Regions from separate parts of the Homo sapiens genome. Here region 1 is linked to region 2. Evidence: read pairs that join two places in POLR2A ChIA-PET (ENCODE). Cell type or tissue: endothelial cell of umbilical vein. All regions are shown on one strand. Each heading gives the region's core, and the rest is flanking DNA. Links, peaks and the distances in the headings are about the cores only.

Evidence for each region. Peaks named below come from ENCODE experiments on the same cell type or tissue, not always from the same donor. Only the 100,000 strongest peaks of a DNase experiment are listed, where the experiment ranks them.
Region 1: POLR2A ChIA-PET joins it to region 2 with 6 read pairs; 2 of 35 experiments call an interaction of 5 or more read pairs at or near these places.

Annotation. Positions count from the first base shown.
Region 1 is chr4:90,565,836-90,573,950 of GRCh38, reverse strand. The region is part of intron 5 of CCSER1 (coiled-coil serine rich protein 1); the gene reads right to left. Among named protein-coding and RNA genes, the nearest start is that of CCSER1, 440 kb to the right of the region's middle. In endothelial cell of umbilical vein, for the core only: no CTCF peak of the experiment used is centred there; no DNase peak of the experiment used is centred there.
Region 2 is chr4:91,321,344-91,329,458 of GRCh38, reverse strand. All of the region lies in intron 10 of CCSER1 (coiled-coil serine rich protein 1), which reads right to left. It overlaps LOC124900733 (a long non-coding RNA gene), which reads left to right and starts at 4,258. Exons shown (of 4, transcript XR_007058191.1): 1 at 4,258-4,345. In endothelial cell of umbilical vein, for the core only: no CTCF peak of the experiment used is centred there; a DNase peak (open chromatin) is centred at 3,758.

The DNA of each region.
Region 1 (8,115 bases), core at 2,672-6,671, 760 kb after region 2:
CTTATAAAGAAAGATTTTTAATTAGGTAATTTCTAAGAAATTTGGGAAACAAGCAAAAATGACATGAAATTTAGTGTTTTATAAACTATGAATTGATGGATCTAAAATATTTTTGGTGCTCACATAGAAGCAGGTGCTTTATTTGTCAATTGGCTACTGTAAATAAATGAACAATATGGACTTTAAAAAATACAATAGCAAAATACATATGAAGGAATATCTTTTAAAATTAAAAATATGAGGGGGAGGGGTGAAGTAGGACCCTCCAGCAACTTTCTCTCTGCAGAAATACCAATTTGAGTAACTATACACCCAAGAAAACTACATTCACAAGAGCAACAGAAACCAACTTAGAGATCAAAGTATGTGGTTGTAGGAAAATAATAAGAAAACACTCATTGAAGAAATTAGAAAAGACTGTTTTACATCATCCATGTTACCCATTCCCCAACACAAGACAGTGCAGCATAGAGAGAGATAATATCCACTTTGTGGAAATGAAGGGAAGCAAGCACAAGATTTTGCCGTGGACTCTACCACTGGGCCTACCACAATAAAACCCAGCACTAGGGATATCCCTATAGTCCCATATTCCAGGACAGTATCCATGAACTGAGTCATCAGACCTGACCCAGCTGCAACTGAACCAAGCTTCTGCCCTGCCCCAGAAAGATGCCTGCTGTAACAGGCCACGGCTTCTGGCAGCATTGCACTGGATGCAGCTGCACTGTGCTTCAGGCACATCCCAGCACTGTGCCTGCTGTAGCAAGCCCCAGTCACCTGCATGTGCCATATTGGCCACAGCTTCCCTGAGCATCTGGCAATGCCATGCCCACTACAGGCGCACTGAGTTTGCAGTCCACCCCAGGAGTCACACCTGCTGTTGTAGTCCCCAGGGTTCTGGCAGTGCTGTGCTGACCACAATTGTCCCAGGTTTCTAATGCACCCTAGTGCCACATATACCTCAGGGCTTTCCCAGACAAAGCCAGTCCATGAGGACTGGAATAGGTCTTACTTCTTCAAATGAGCAGACATCAATGCTCAATCACAAGGATGAAGAATAATTAGAAAAACAAGACATTACCAAACAGACAAAATATGGTATCAATGGCTAAACCTAAATAAATGAGGATGTATAAACTGCCTGACAAAATTCAAACTGTTTTAAGAAAGCTCAGAGGACTTCAAGAGGATCCAGAGAAACAATCCAGTAAAATAAGAAAAACATGTGAACGGAATGAGAAATTTAATGAACATATACTTTTAAAAAACCAAACAGAAATCCCAGAGAAGAAAACTACAATAAATGAAAAAAATGCAGTAGAAAGCATCAAGAGCAGAATTGATCCAACAAGATAATAATAATAATAATAATAACGTGCGCTCAAAGATATGTTATTTAAACAAATGCAGAGGAGAAAAAATGAAAAGAAATGAAAAAACTTATGAGATTTAAAGAAGAATATCTAAACAAACTTTCATGTCATAGGTGTTAAAGAAAAAGAAGAGAAACATAATAGGATAGAAAATTTCTTTAACAAGATAGTAGTAGGTAATTTCCAAACCTGAATAAAGATGTAAAGATCCAGGTACAAGAAGTTAAATGTTCTCCAAGCAGATTTAGCCAAAATAAGACTGCCCAAATTGTCAAATATCAAAGACAAAGAGAGTATTCTGAAAGCAGAAAGATAAAAGAGACAACATATAAGGGAGTTCCAATACTACAAGCAGCACACTTCTTAGCTGAAACCTTACAAGCCAAGAGATACTGAGATGACATATTCAAAGCCTAGAAGGAAAAATACCCTGAATACCAAGAATGCTGTACTAAGCAAGTCTGTACTTCAGAAATGAAGTACAAACAAAAGCTGAGTGACTTCATCACCATGAGACCTGTCTTACAAAAACTGCTAAAGGTAATTATTCAAGATGAAAGAAAATGCCAATGAGTAATATGAAAATATTCAGAAAGTATAAAATACTGGTACAAGTAAGTACACAAATTCAGATTAACTAATACTCTAATAGTGCTGCATAAGTTATTTATATCTTAAATATAAGATATAAAACACAAAACCATTAAAAATAATAGTTACAATAATTTAAGAGATGTGCAATATAAAATATGCAAATGGTAACATCAAAATTCAAAATATGATGAGACTAGTGGAAGAAAACTGCATTTTTTGTGTTATTTATTTTAATTTTAAATTCAGGTGGTACATGTACCAGTTTGTTATAAGGGTATATTACATGAAACCAAGATTCAGGCTTCTATTGATCCTGTCACCAAGACAGTGAAAATAGGACCCAAAAGTTAGTTTTTCAGCACTTGCCCCCGTTCCTCCCTCCCTCATTTTGGAGTCTCTGTTGTCTATTGTCCCATCTTTATGTCCATGTGTTCCTAAGGTTTAAGTCCCACTTATACATAAGAATATGTGGTATTTGGTTTTCTGTTTCTGCATTAATCTTCTTAGGATAATGACAATGACCTCCAGCCACATCCATGTTGTTACATGGAACATGATTGACGTGATTTCATTCTTTTTTATGGCTGCACAGCTTTCCATGGTGTATCTGTGCCACATGTTCTTTATCAAATCCACCACTGATGGGCATCTAGGTTGCTTCCATCCCTTTACTATTGTGAATAGTGTTGCAATAAACATATGAGTGAAGGTGTCTTTTTGGTAGAACAATTTATTTTCCTTTGGGTATATACCCAGTAATGAGATAGCTGGGTTGAATGGTTGTTCTATTTTTAGTTCTTTGAGAAATCTCCAAACTGTTTTCCACGGGGACTGGACTAATTTACATCCCCACCAACAGTTATAAGCATTCCCTTTTCTCTGCAGATTGGCCAACTTCTGTTATTTTTTACTTTTTAATAATAGCCATTCTGACTGGTGTGAGATGGTATCTCATTGTGGTTTTGATTTGCATTTCTCTGATTAGTGATGTTGAGCATTTTTTCATATGTTTGTTAGCTGCTTGTATGTTTTTTTTCAGAGGGCCAAGACTCTGTAAGGGTTCCTTTGCTGTAGACAGGTTCCTGTGGTGGGTTTTACAGGCCTTGGGCGTAAACACAATATATTTTTGTTTGGTGGTATAATTCAAGTGTCAGTCCAGTAGATGGCATTTAAGGGTAAGGCTCAGTAGGCTCTTACTCTGCCATGCTCATACCTTCAGTATTTCAGTGGGTCTGCAGCAGTGCTCCAGTGTGGAGACCGGAGGCAAAAGATGACTCCCTTTCCATGTCCATTCCTAGACCTTGGTGTTGTCCCCTTTAACTGCTGGTGCTGCACCCATTTCCTTTGTCCTAAAGGAAGATTTTAGTAGGCTGCATTCACCCCCTCTCTTAGGGATAGTCCATGTTGAAGGAGGTCACCAGGAGGCATGCAACTCCCAGGGGACCATCAGTCCCCTGTGCTTGCCGGAGTCAAAGCAGATTGCATGGTATGTCTGCAGGTGGTCTGGTGATGCAGTGGGTTCAAGGGCAGAGCATCCTTAGGCAGGGTAGTGGCACCATGGGTTTGTAACTAGTGTAGTGCCCACAGCCCAGGGTTTTCAGCCCAGCCAATGCAGTGAGGCCAGTTCAACTTGCAGTCCCCCAACCCAATGGATCTCCCTCCAATCTCTGCCATGGGAGCAGGCCTGACCAACTAGGCTTCTTCCAAGCCTAGATCGCAGAGTCATTCCAGACATTCTAGACCACAGGACTCCCAAGGAAGAAGACATTTATCATGACATCTCCTTCCTGGGCTGGTCTTATGAAGGGAGGGATGCCCAGCTCCCATACTGGCACACAAAGCCATGACACAGTCCTCTGTATTCTTAGAGCTGGGGAGAGGGGAGGTCATCGTCCTTGTTCATGCTCAGGCCATAGATCTCAGTTCTATATCCCTCAGAAGTGCTTTCCAGTCCTGAGGAACTGGGACCATACCCGTGGGTTTGTCCACTGGCCCCTCAGTTATTGCACTGGCTATTCTGAGGGGCAAACTGCCTCCAAGCCAACAGCAAAGCACTCAGATGGGGGCGGTGGAATCTGTGCTGTAGGCACTCTCCTGTGGGAGCAGCCAGGCAGGTGGTCTTGGAAGAGGTCAACAGGCAAGGGGGTGGATGGATCAGATGCACCTCAGTCCTGCAGCAGTGGTGGCCCTGCTCTCTCCTGGACCAGCAGACAGCAGGAGCTGTAGCCACTCAGCACAAGATGGAGAGCCTTGAGAGATGGACATCTATGGTAACGTTTTGCTGAAACAACGCAATGCAGCAAAACCTTCTGGCTCCACATAGGTACAAATTGTGCCTCTGTCTGTTCTTTGGGCAGCTCTTCCTGCCAGTTTAAAGGTCTATGGAGGTCATAAGAACTCCTGTAGCTAGGATCTCAGAGGTCCACAGTGGGCATGTGGTGCCCAAGGTTCCTTCACTCATCACTTCCTTATGTCTGTTTTGAGTCCAGGGGCCAGTCCTGTTGCCCAACTACTTTGAGCAGACATCCGAGCTTCCTCTCTTTTTGATCATGGTGTCTGTATCACGTCTCTATCAATTTCTAGTGTTTTTGATCAAAGGTTCTCTTCCAGTATTGTCAGCTTTAAAATTTTTGCCAATCAGTCCAGAGCTTCAGGCCACAAATGTGGAGCTGGGTTCCCTTCTCTCTTGCACCAGTCTGTTCTGGGTTCTGCTTATCCATGAGCAACCAGAGTTATGTTTTTTTTTTCTTATTTTGTATTGTTTTTGAAATAAAGTTATATTGTTATCAGCTTTACATAACCAGTTATATGTTTTTGTAAGCCTCATGTTAACTACAAAGCAAAATCCTATAGTAGATACACAAAAAATAAAAAGCAAAAAAGTAAAACATACAACTACATAAAATCAGCCACAAAAAAGAAAGCAAGAGGCCAGGCATGGTGGCTCATGCCTGTAATCCCAGCACTTTGGGATCACCTGAGGTCAGGAGTTGGAGATCAGCCTGACCAACATGGTGAAATCCTGTCTCTACTACAAATATAAAAATTAGCCGAGCGTGGTGGTGGGCGCCTGTAATCCCAGCTACTTTGGAGGCTGAGGCAGGAGAATTGCTTGATCCCAGGAGACAGAGGTTGCAGTGAGCCGACACGGCACGGTGCCACTGCATTGCAGCCTGGGCGACAGAGTGAGACTGTCTCAAAAAGGAAAAAAAAAAAAAAAAGCAAGAGAGGAAGTAAAAAAGCAAAAGATCTATGAAACAACTAAAAAAACCTAACAAAATGGACAAAATGGTGGTAGTTTGTACTTACCTATCAATAATTATCTAGAATGTAAATGGATTAAATTTTCTAATCAAAAGACTGAGTGGCTGAATGGATTAAAGTACAAGAGCCATCTATATGCTGCCTAAAGAGACTCACTTTACTTGTAGAGACACACATGGGCTTTAAGTGAATGAGTGAAAAAATATATTCCTGCAGTGGAAACCAAAAGAGAGTAGAAATAACCAAACTTAAATCAGATAAAATACACAATGTGTCAAAAAGTGTAAAAAGAGACAAGAACATCATTATATCATGATAAAGGGGTCAATTCAGCAAGAGAATATAAGAATTATATATATGCACCCAACAGCATAGCAATTAAACATATAAAGCGAATGTTAACAGATTTGAAGGGAGAGATGGACTACAATACAGAAATAGTAATAGACTTCAACAGCCCACTTTCAGCAATAAACAGATCATCCAGACAGAAAACCAATAAGGAAACATCCGACTTAAAATATAATCTAGATCAACTAAATCTAATTAACAGCTGAAGAATACATATTATTCTCAACTGCACCTGGAACATTCTCCAGGACAGATCATGTTAGGCCACAAAACAAATTTTAACAACTTTAATAAGATTGAAATTGTATCAAATATATTTTCTGATGACACGGTATAAAATTAGAAATAACGGAAGAAACTTCAAAAAATTCACAAATACATGGAAATTAAACAACATGCTCATGAACAACCAATGGATCAATGAAGAAATTAAAAGTAAAATTAAAAATTTCATCAGGTTGGGGGGAATAATGGCTCATGCCTATGATTCCAGCACTTTGGGAGGCTGAAGCGGGCAGATCACTTGAGCCCAGGAGTTCAAGACAAGCTTAGGCAGCATAGTAAAACTCTGTCTCTATATAAAATACAAAAATTAGCTACACATGGTGGTGTGTGCCTGCAGTCCCAGCTCTTTGGGAGGCTGAGGTGGGAGGATCACCTATGCCCATGAAGGCTGAGGCTGCAGTGAGCTGTGATCATACCACTGCCCTAGAGCCTGGGTGACAGAGTAAGACCTTGTCAAAAAAAAAAAAAAAATCATTAAAAAAAAAATTTCTGGCTGGGTGCAATGGCTCATGCCTGTCATCCCAGCACTTTGGGAGGCCGAGGCAGGCAGATCACCTGAGGTCGGGAGTTTGAGACCAGCCTGACCAACATGGAGAAACCCCGTCTCTACTAAGAATACAAAATTAGGAAAGCGTAGTGGTGCATGTCTGTAAACCCAGCTACTCGGAAGGCTGAGGCAGGAGAATCGCTTGAACCTGGAAGGCGGAGGTTGCAGTGAGCCGAGATGGCGCCACTGCGCTCCAGCCTGGGCTCCGTCAAAAAAAAAAAAAAAATCCAGAGACAAAAGAAAATGGAAACATAACATATCAAAACCTATGGGAAACAGCAACAGCAGTTCAAAAGGGGAAGTTTATAGAAGAAACACCGACATCAAAAAATGAGAAAGATCACAAAATGTTGAAAATCAGGATACTAGAAAAACAAGAAAAGACTAAGCCCAAAGTTAGTAGAAAAAGGAAAATAATAAATATCTAAGCAGAAACTAATGAAATGGAAAGTAGAAAGCCAATAGAAAAAATTAAAGGAAACCAAGAGGTTTTTTTGTTTTTGTTTTTGTTTTTTTTTTTAAGTAAGCAAAACCAATAAACCTTTAGCTAAGCTAACAGAAAAGACAGAAGACTCAAATAAATGAAAGGAGACGTTACAATTGATACAAGTAAAATACAAAGAATAAAAGGTGGCCGGGCGCTGTGGCTCATGCCTGTAATCCCAGCACTTTGGGAGGCCGAGATGGGCGGATCACGAGGTCAGGAGATTGAGAACATCCTGGCTAACACGGTGAAACCCCGTCTCTACTAAAAATACACAAAATTAGCTGGGCGTGGTGGCGGGCGTCTGTAGTCCCAGCTATTCGGGAGGCTGAGGCAGGAGAATGGCGTGAACCCTGGAGGCGGACCTTGCAGTGAGCCGAGATTGCGCCACTGCACTCCAGCCTGGGCGACAGAGCGAGACTCCGTCTTAAAAAAAAAAAAAAAAAGGTAATTGTGAACAATTCTACACCAACAAAATGAATAACCTGGAAGAAATGAATAAAGCCCTTGATGCATACAGTAAGATACAGTAACTAGTAAGGAGATCAAATCAGTGATGAAAACTATCCCATCACAGAAAAGCCCAGGAACTGATGGCTTAGCTACTTTTTTTTTTTAATTTACAGAGGAGATCAAGATACTAACTGCTTAATCATATTAAACATTTAAAGAATAATTAAATACCAATTCTTCTTAAACTCATCCAAAAAACAGAAGAGGAAAGAATATTTCCAAACCTATAATAAAAAGCCAGTCTCACTCTAATACCAAAGCCAGGCAAAGACACTATTAATAAAACTACAGACCAATATCTCTGATGGACAGAGATGCAAAAATCCTAAAGAAAATACTAGCAAACTAAATTTAACAGCACATTAAAAAGATCATTTGTGGCTTGGTGTGGTGGCTGATGCCTGTAATCCCAGCACTTTGGGAGGTCGAGGCAGGTGGATCATTTGAGGTCAGGAGTTTGAGACCAACTTGACTAACATGGTCCACTAAAAAAAAAAAAAAAAATACAAAAATTAGCTGGCCGTGGTGGCATGTGCCTGTAGTCCCAGCTACTAGGGATGAGGCAGGAGAATCACTTGAACCCGGGAGGCAGAGGCTGCAGTGAGCCAAGATTGCGCTTCTGCACTCCACCCTGGGTGATAGAGCAAGACTGTCTCAAAAAAAAAAAAAAAATCAAGAGGGATTCATCCTAGTGATGAAAG
Region 2 (8,115 bases), core at 1,332-5,331:
AACTCATACTTAATGATAATATTTTAACAGCATTTCCCTTGAACTCAGAAATGGGAAAAATGTACCTGTGTTATTTCTGTTTAACATTTTATTGTGAATTCTACTTAGTAAATTGTAAAAGAAAATTAACACACAGCATCAGAAATTAGAGTTGTCATTATTTGTAGAAAAGATGATTTTTAAAAAATTGCTTAGCAGCATTGCTGGATATAAGATCAATATGTTCAAAATATTTTTCCCTTTACATTTCAGTGTATTATTTTTCACAGATATTTTAACTACTCTTTTTGTGTGGAAGATAAATTAGAGTTCTATGTGATATTATACTAATACAAGAGTATTAATCTGTTCTCATTCTGCTAATAAAGATAAAACTGAGACTGGGTAATTTATAAAGGAAAGAGGTTTAATTGACTGACATCTCCACATGGCTGAGGAGGCCTCACAATCACGTCAGAAGGCAAATGAGGAGCAAAGTCACATCTTACATGGCGGCAGGCAAGAGAGCTTTTGCAGGGGAACTCCCACTTATAAATCCCTCAGATCTCATGAGACCTATTCACTACCATGAGAACAGTAGGGGGGAAACTGCTACCATGATTCAACTATCTCTACGTGGTCCCATCCTTGACATGTGGGGATCATTACAATTCAAGGTGATATTTGGGTGAGGACACAGCCAAACCATATCAACTCTTTAATAATAACATACAAAATAAAATAAATATGCATTGTGTCTACATTCCCAGGTGCCAAAAGTGTTTTATTTTATTTTATAGGGTCCCTTTATCACATAATTTAACTAAACTTTCACTGTTAATTAATGAGTACAAATAATTCAGGTAAGTTTTACTGAAATCTAAAATCCAAGTGGTTCGGAAAATATTTCTGTGGTTGATATGGTTTGGCTGTCTGTCCCCACTCAACTCTCCTGTTGAATTGTAATCTGCAATGTTGAAGGTGAGGCCTGGTAGGAAGTGATTGGATCATGGGGGCAGACTTCTCCTTTGCTGTTCTTGTGATAGTGAGTGAGTTTTCACAAGGTCTGGTTGTTTAAAAATGTGTACTACTTCCTCCTACACTTTCTTTCCTGCTCTGATGTGAGGATGTGCTTACTTCCCCTTTACCTTTGGCCATGATTGTAAGTTTCCTGAGGCCTCTCAGACAGCTTTCCTGTACAGCCTGTGTAACTGTGAGTCAATTAAACCTCTTTTCTTCATAAATTACCCAGTCTAAGGTAGTTCTTTATAGCAGTGTGAAAATGGACTAATACAGAAAATTGAAATCAGGAGTTGGGTCTTGCTATAAAGATACCTAAAAATGTGGAAGCAGCTTTGGAACTGGGTAATGGGCAGAAGTTAGGACAGTTTTTAAGGCTCAGAAGAAGGCAGGAAATTGAGAAGATTGAAGCATTCTAGAGACCTGTTGAATGGTTGTGACCAAAATTCTGATAGTTACATGGATAATGAAGTCCAGGCTGAGGTGGTCTCAGATGGAGATGAGGAACTTATTGGGAACTGGAGTAAAGGTCATTCTTGTTATGCTTTAGCAAAGAGACTGGTGGCATTGTGCCTCACTCTAGAGATCTGTGGAACTTTGAGATTGAGAGAAATGATTTAGGGTATCTGCTGGAACAAATCTCAAAGGAGCAAAAGCATGTAAGATTTGGCCTGGCTGCTTCTAAAAGCCTATGCTCATTTGCAGAAACAAAGAAATGACCTGAATTTGGAACTTATATTTAAAGGGGAAGTAGAGCATAAAAGCTTGGAAAATTTGCAGCCTGGCCATGTGATAGAAAATAAAAAGCTATTTTCTCAGGAGAAATTCAAGTCAACTACAGAAATTTGCATAAGAAAAGAGGAGTCAAATGTTAAAAGCCAAGACAATGGGGAAAATGCCCCCAGGGCATTTCAGAGACCTTCATGGCAGCCCCTCCCATCACAGGCCTGGAGGCCTAGGAGGGAAAAATGGTTTCATGGGCCAGGCTTAGGGCCCTGCTGCTCTGTGCTGCCTTGAGACATGGTGCCTGGCATCCCAGACTCTCCAGCTCCAGCCATGGCTAAAAGGGACCAAGGTGCAGCTCCAACCATTGCTTGAAAGGGTGTAAGCCCCAAGCCTTGGTGGCTTCCCCGTGGTATTGGGCCTGTGGGTGCACAGAAGACAAGAGTTGAGGAGTGGGAGCCTCCACCTACATTTCAGAGGATTATGGAAACACCTGGATGTCCAGGCAGAAGTTTGCTACAGGGGTAGAGCCCTCACGGAGAAACTCTACTAGGGAAGTGCAGAGGGGAAATGTGGGGTTCGAGCCCCCACATAGAGTTCCCACTGGGGCACTGATTAGTGAAGCTGTGAGAAGAGGGCCACCATATTCTAGACCCCAGAACGATAGATCCACCAACAGCTTGTACCATGTGCCTGGAACTGTTGCAGGCACTCTATGCCAGTCCATGAAAATAGCTGCATGGGCTGTGCCTTCCAGAGCCACAGAGGCAGAGCTGCCCAAGGCCTTGGTAGTCCATCCTTTGTGTCAGAGTGGCCTGGATGTGAGACATAGAGTCAGAGGAAGTTAGTTTGAAGCTTTAAGATTTAATGGAGGCACTGCTGGGTTTTGGACTTGGGTGGGGCCTGCAGACCCTTGGTTTTGGCCAATTCCTTTATTTTGGAATGGGAGCATTTAACCAATGCCAGTACCCCCATTGTATCTTGGAAGTAACTAGCTTGTTTTTTGTTTTACAGGCTCATAGGCAGAAGGGACTTGCTGTATGTCAGATGAGACTTTGGATATGGACTTTTGACTTAATGATGGAATGAGTTAGGACTCTGGGGAACTGCTGGAAAGGCATGATTGTGTTTTGAAATAAGAGAAGGACATGGAATTTGGGAGGGGCCAAGGGCAGAATAATATGATTTGGTTCTGTGTTCCCACGCAAATCACATGATGAATTGTTATCCCCCAGTGTTGAAGGTAGGGCCTGGTGGGAGGTGATTGGATCATGAAGGCAGATTTCCCCCTTACTGTTCTAGTGATAGTGAATGAGTTCTCACAAGATCTGGTTGTATAAAGTTGTGTAGCACTTCCCCTTTTACTCTCTTTCTCCTGCTCTGGCCTGAAGACATGCTCACTTCCCCTTCACCTTCTGCCATGATTGTAAGTTTCCTGAGGCCTCCCAGTCATGCTTTCTGTACAGCCTGCAGAACTGTGAGTCAATTAAACCTCTTTCATCATAAATTACCCAGTCTCGGGTAGTTCTTTATAGCAATGTGAGAACAGAATAATGCAGTGGTTATAAAAAGAAGAGCTCATTTTTATTTTGATCTACATGTGCTAATTTAATCAATCTAGGTTTTGTAACTTTACTGAGCAGGATTTTATTAAAATGTCACAAATGTACATATTTATGACATATTCTCAGTCTAGCAATTAGAGAATTCAAAACTCAGAAAAGCAAATTTAACAACTTAAAAAAAAAAACAAAGCTACTCTTTCAAAGAAAACTCTAGGAATTTTGAAGATGGACGTTCATTTCTAATTTGATTCATAAAGTTCTAATCAATGAAGAAATATTTTCATTTCTCAAACTAAAACTAATCTTTTGTTCTGAGAAAATACCAGTGTAAGTTATAAATATTTAATTATACTTTCCAAACTCTTTTTTCTTTGTCTGTTGTGAAGATGGAGAAGGCTGAAGTCATATTGATACTGGAACTGAAATAGTATAAAAGTGAAGATAAGTGAATTGGTTCACATATTAGTCATATGGCAGGCAGCCAAATTCTGAGTCTGGGAAGCTTTGTGCCGTATTGGAAGGAGCAATGGATGAAAGGAGAGACTTTTATTTTACCAGAATCTTGCTGCTGAGATTTGATCTTTGTGCTGAAAATCTGCAGTGCTATTAACCTTGGCCCAAAGCTTATGTTGATTTGGTCTCCTTCTTCATCTAATTATTCCCTTGGCAGCTTCTTCTAGCTGCCTATCTGTTACCCATTCTCCCTTCCTTCTCTTGATTGTTTTCTCAGCATCATAATGTACTAGCTAAAAATACTTCTGCCTACCCCTTGCTCCCTTTCATCTATAGATGACACATGGCATACTTATGAACAGTAAGATATTGGCAATAGTTTCTGTCAAATGGCTTCATTTTCCAAGTAAAGCTTCTTTGGGAAAAAAGCCTTTGTAACTCTTCTTTCTTCTTCCTGCCTAGGACCCATGTGCACAGGCTTAGATGTGCAACAGCCATATCTAATTACAATAATGGCAAGAGCCACCTACTATGCTGGTGAAACAAGAAGACAGAAAAAGAGGACCACTGCTAACCCATTTGACACCTGTGGAATTAGAAATAAGGTACTCCCTCTTGGTAAAGGGTAGCCCCAAGCTATTTAGGGCCCCAAGCCCCTTGCCCCACAGGTCCGATGGCCTTTTGCATTTCCATTCACTATCACTAGAACAATAAGGGGGAAATCTGCCTTCATGATCCAATCACCTCCCACCAGGCCCCACCTTCAACACTAGGGGATTACAATTCGTCATGTGATTTGGGTGGGAACACAGAGCCAAATCATATTATTCTGCCCTTGGCCCCTCCCAAATTCCATGTCCTTCTCATATTTCAAAACATAATCATGCCTTTCCAGCAGTTCCCCAAAGATGCTCAATACTACACTGAAGGCTTAAGAAAAAGTCCGGCACCTTGCTGATTTCAGTAAGGCCCTCAATTAACTCTAGATTGCTATTCCCAGATTTCCTGTACTAGAATGAAATAAAATCTGTATTTATTCAAACAACTCTAGGGTCATATTTTGTTTGTTTATTACTCAGAGCCAAAGACATCACTAATTGATAACACTGCCTATGAGGTTTATAGTTGTTATTCATCTGTTAATATATGTAAATATAAACTACTGTATTCTTAAATAATACAATATTGTTCTATGTAATATTTTTCTTTAAGCTTAAAAATTTAAAACTTCTTTAGAAATTTAAATTTAAAAGATCCAACATTTTCAAAACTTGTCACCAACATTTTGCTCGTGTGAACAAATGTATTGCACGTTGACGTTGACAACACTCGAGAATTCTCTTCTAAACACTTTGCTGAGCACAGTTAGCAATTAAGTCATTTTGACACTCCGACAAATAGTACATTACCATAAAATAGACCCGAAAGACTGATGTTTTCCAAATTATGAAAAAAGTAAACCTATTAAATAATATAAGAATAAATACTATAATTTTGGAGATAGAACAGTTAAATGCAAAATAAAACCTTATATGTATAAATCAGGAGTCCTGATTTAGACAGAATTATGTTAGGCATGTCTCTCTACCTAAATTGTTTCCATTGTAAAGTAAGATTTGATTAAATTACTTTAAGATGATCTCCAGCTTTAACAACAATCTGTAAGAAGTCAAAATTATCATAAGTGAAATTAGATGTCGCTGTATGTCAAATGCATGCCTTTCTTCAGAATGTTTACCAAAAGTCCACTACATAATGACGGAGAATACAAAAGACAAAATTGTGCTTAATCTAGGCTTTCTAGTGAAATATTTCAGAGATGCAGAAACAGAAAGAAAATTTCCTAGCCTCTAATGCAGGATTTTAGTGTGGCAAGTAGTTCCAGTCTAAGGAAAATTGAATTCCATTCAAGAAATTCCCCATGGAACTATGCATCCATAGGCCATTGCGCTAGCAAGGTCTTCCTTGTTATGTTCAGAAAGCTTATGTTAAACTGACCATAATGAGTTTCTGACAAAAAGAAAACTTAGACTTCTTAGATTGTTCAAAGTTTAAATGAGGGATAAACTGCTTTTTTGTTTGCTATAGAAAAATCGTTCAAAATTGAAATTCAGGTAAATATCTTAACCTATGTATCTTAAATGTGTCCTAAGTGTAGAAGGACCTAAAATATCTATAATTCAAGAGTTCTATTTATGTCATTATGTACATTTTAGGTAATCATTCATAAGCAAAAGTTCAATTTACTTGAAAAAAGACTAATGTTTCTTCGTACTTCAGTGTTTTTGAAAAAGTAATAGGGCATCAGAATTTCCATGGGTGCTAGATAAAAACATAGATTCTGAGGCATAACCTAAACCTAAGGAATTAGAACCTCTAAGGAGGAGTCCTATGAATCTGCATTTAAAATGAGCTTTCTGGGTGTTGCACACTAAAGCTTGAGAACCACTGCTCTTTGCCTATTGAGAGCAGAGACCATCTGTTTATCTGCACTGAAAAGGCAACCTGGACTGTCACCAAACACCTGTCCTCAGGATTGCCAGGTATCTTGCCCTTCCAGCCTGGTTGGGTATCTTCCTGTTGGCTACAATGAGTCCAGCCCGCATGTTTCTGCTCAGGTCTAATGGATATTCCTCTTTTACTGGTTTGGCTATTAATTATTCATACTTAATCCCACTTCTCCAACTAAATTTTGGGCTTTCCTCTCTCAGCAGATCTTACTGTATCTTAAAAGAGAAAACAGAACCTCACTTTACTGCTTTACTTTTTCTGATATCAGACTGAAAGACTGTTTTGGATTCCAACATCTTTATCTCTATTTCTACTTCTATCCTTACAGTCTATTTGATCAAAAAGCCCCTTTTCTTATATAACACAATCAGATTTGCAATTTGATCACACTACCTGGGTTTTCTTTTATTCATCTGGCATGTTTGCTAGGCCTCATATCTACTGAAGCTATCAGATTTTCAGATCTATTTTTTAAACTGAAGCAAAGTCATGCACTGAAAAGACATTGTGAATAATGGTTAGACACATAATTTTCAGCAGAAACTTTTAAATGTTCATGTTTCCCCTTAATTTAATTAATATAATGTATTTCTAATTCATTCATTTAACCAAATTTTATTGAGCAACTACTATGTGCTAGTTATTGTGTTGAATAAAAGGAAAAAAGTGAAAAAAACAAGACTTGGAATTCACCCTTTAGGAGTTTGGAGTATAATCTGTATTGAAATCACTTTTAGAAGTAGTTGTTTTATTAACAATTTCTTCACAAATTTTCATATATTCTCTTTCAAAATCATATTGACTTAAACACTTGGACATCAACTTAAAGAGGATATGGGGAAGAGCTAAAATCTACAGAGACTCAGATAGTTACAATTGTTTACATTATTGAATTGGGATGAATTTACAAGAAAAAATTAAATTGAGCCACTCACCTCTCTCTGTCAAGGGACAGATCAGTGAGGGGAGAGATTCTTAAAGAATATAAAAATATTTATTAAAAATAAAAAGTGAAGTATATTTTGCTTTGTTCATATCAATATAATTCAGTGGATTTTTAACCCTGCTAAAGACAAACAATTTGGAGAAAGCATTGTTTTTCCTATAAATGTTTCTGTTTTCAGTGGCATTTTAAATAATTCATTCATTCATCCGATATTCATTCAGTGCCTCTTTTGAATCCTCCTTGATTTATCCTAAAATGTTAAGGATAAAACAGTTGGTAAAAATCAACATTTCCTATCCTTAGTGAATTCCATTTTTGTGACAAAGACTGATGTTAATCAAATAATAACACAAATATTGTACTTGTAAAAGGAAAACTTTTACTATGGAAATTCTTGGTGTGATAAGAGAGTAAAATATAAATTTAAATGATCGAAGGGAGCTTGGAAGGCTTCTTTGAGGAAAGGATGAACATGTTCATGACTGAAGACTGGGAGGATGGGAAGGCATGCATGCTCAAAGGTTCTGTCTGCTCTTGCAGAGAAGATAGTACATTTGGAAAACTAAGTGTGAGCATGATTTCATTTATAAAACATTTTAAAAATAAAAAACCTTAAGTTGAAAGCTAAATAAATCTATTTCCTAATAAAAAGAGAGTTTTTAAAAAGATAGTATTTCATGAACAATAAAAAAATAAGTTAAATGGACTGACTTCGAATAGCATAACTACAAATAATAAGGCAAAACTGTTTATTTTCAATACTCCTGCTTTTGAAGAAATCAATGATTGCTTATGTTAAGCTGCAATCGGCACCTTTTTGGAATTTTCTACTTCCCAACTAGTCTGGACATTGAGCCTCTAAAAAAAATGTTTCTTCTATCAATTGCAGGCCATGGAATAAATTTTGGCCGCTCAAGC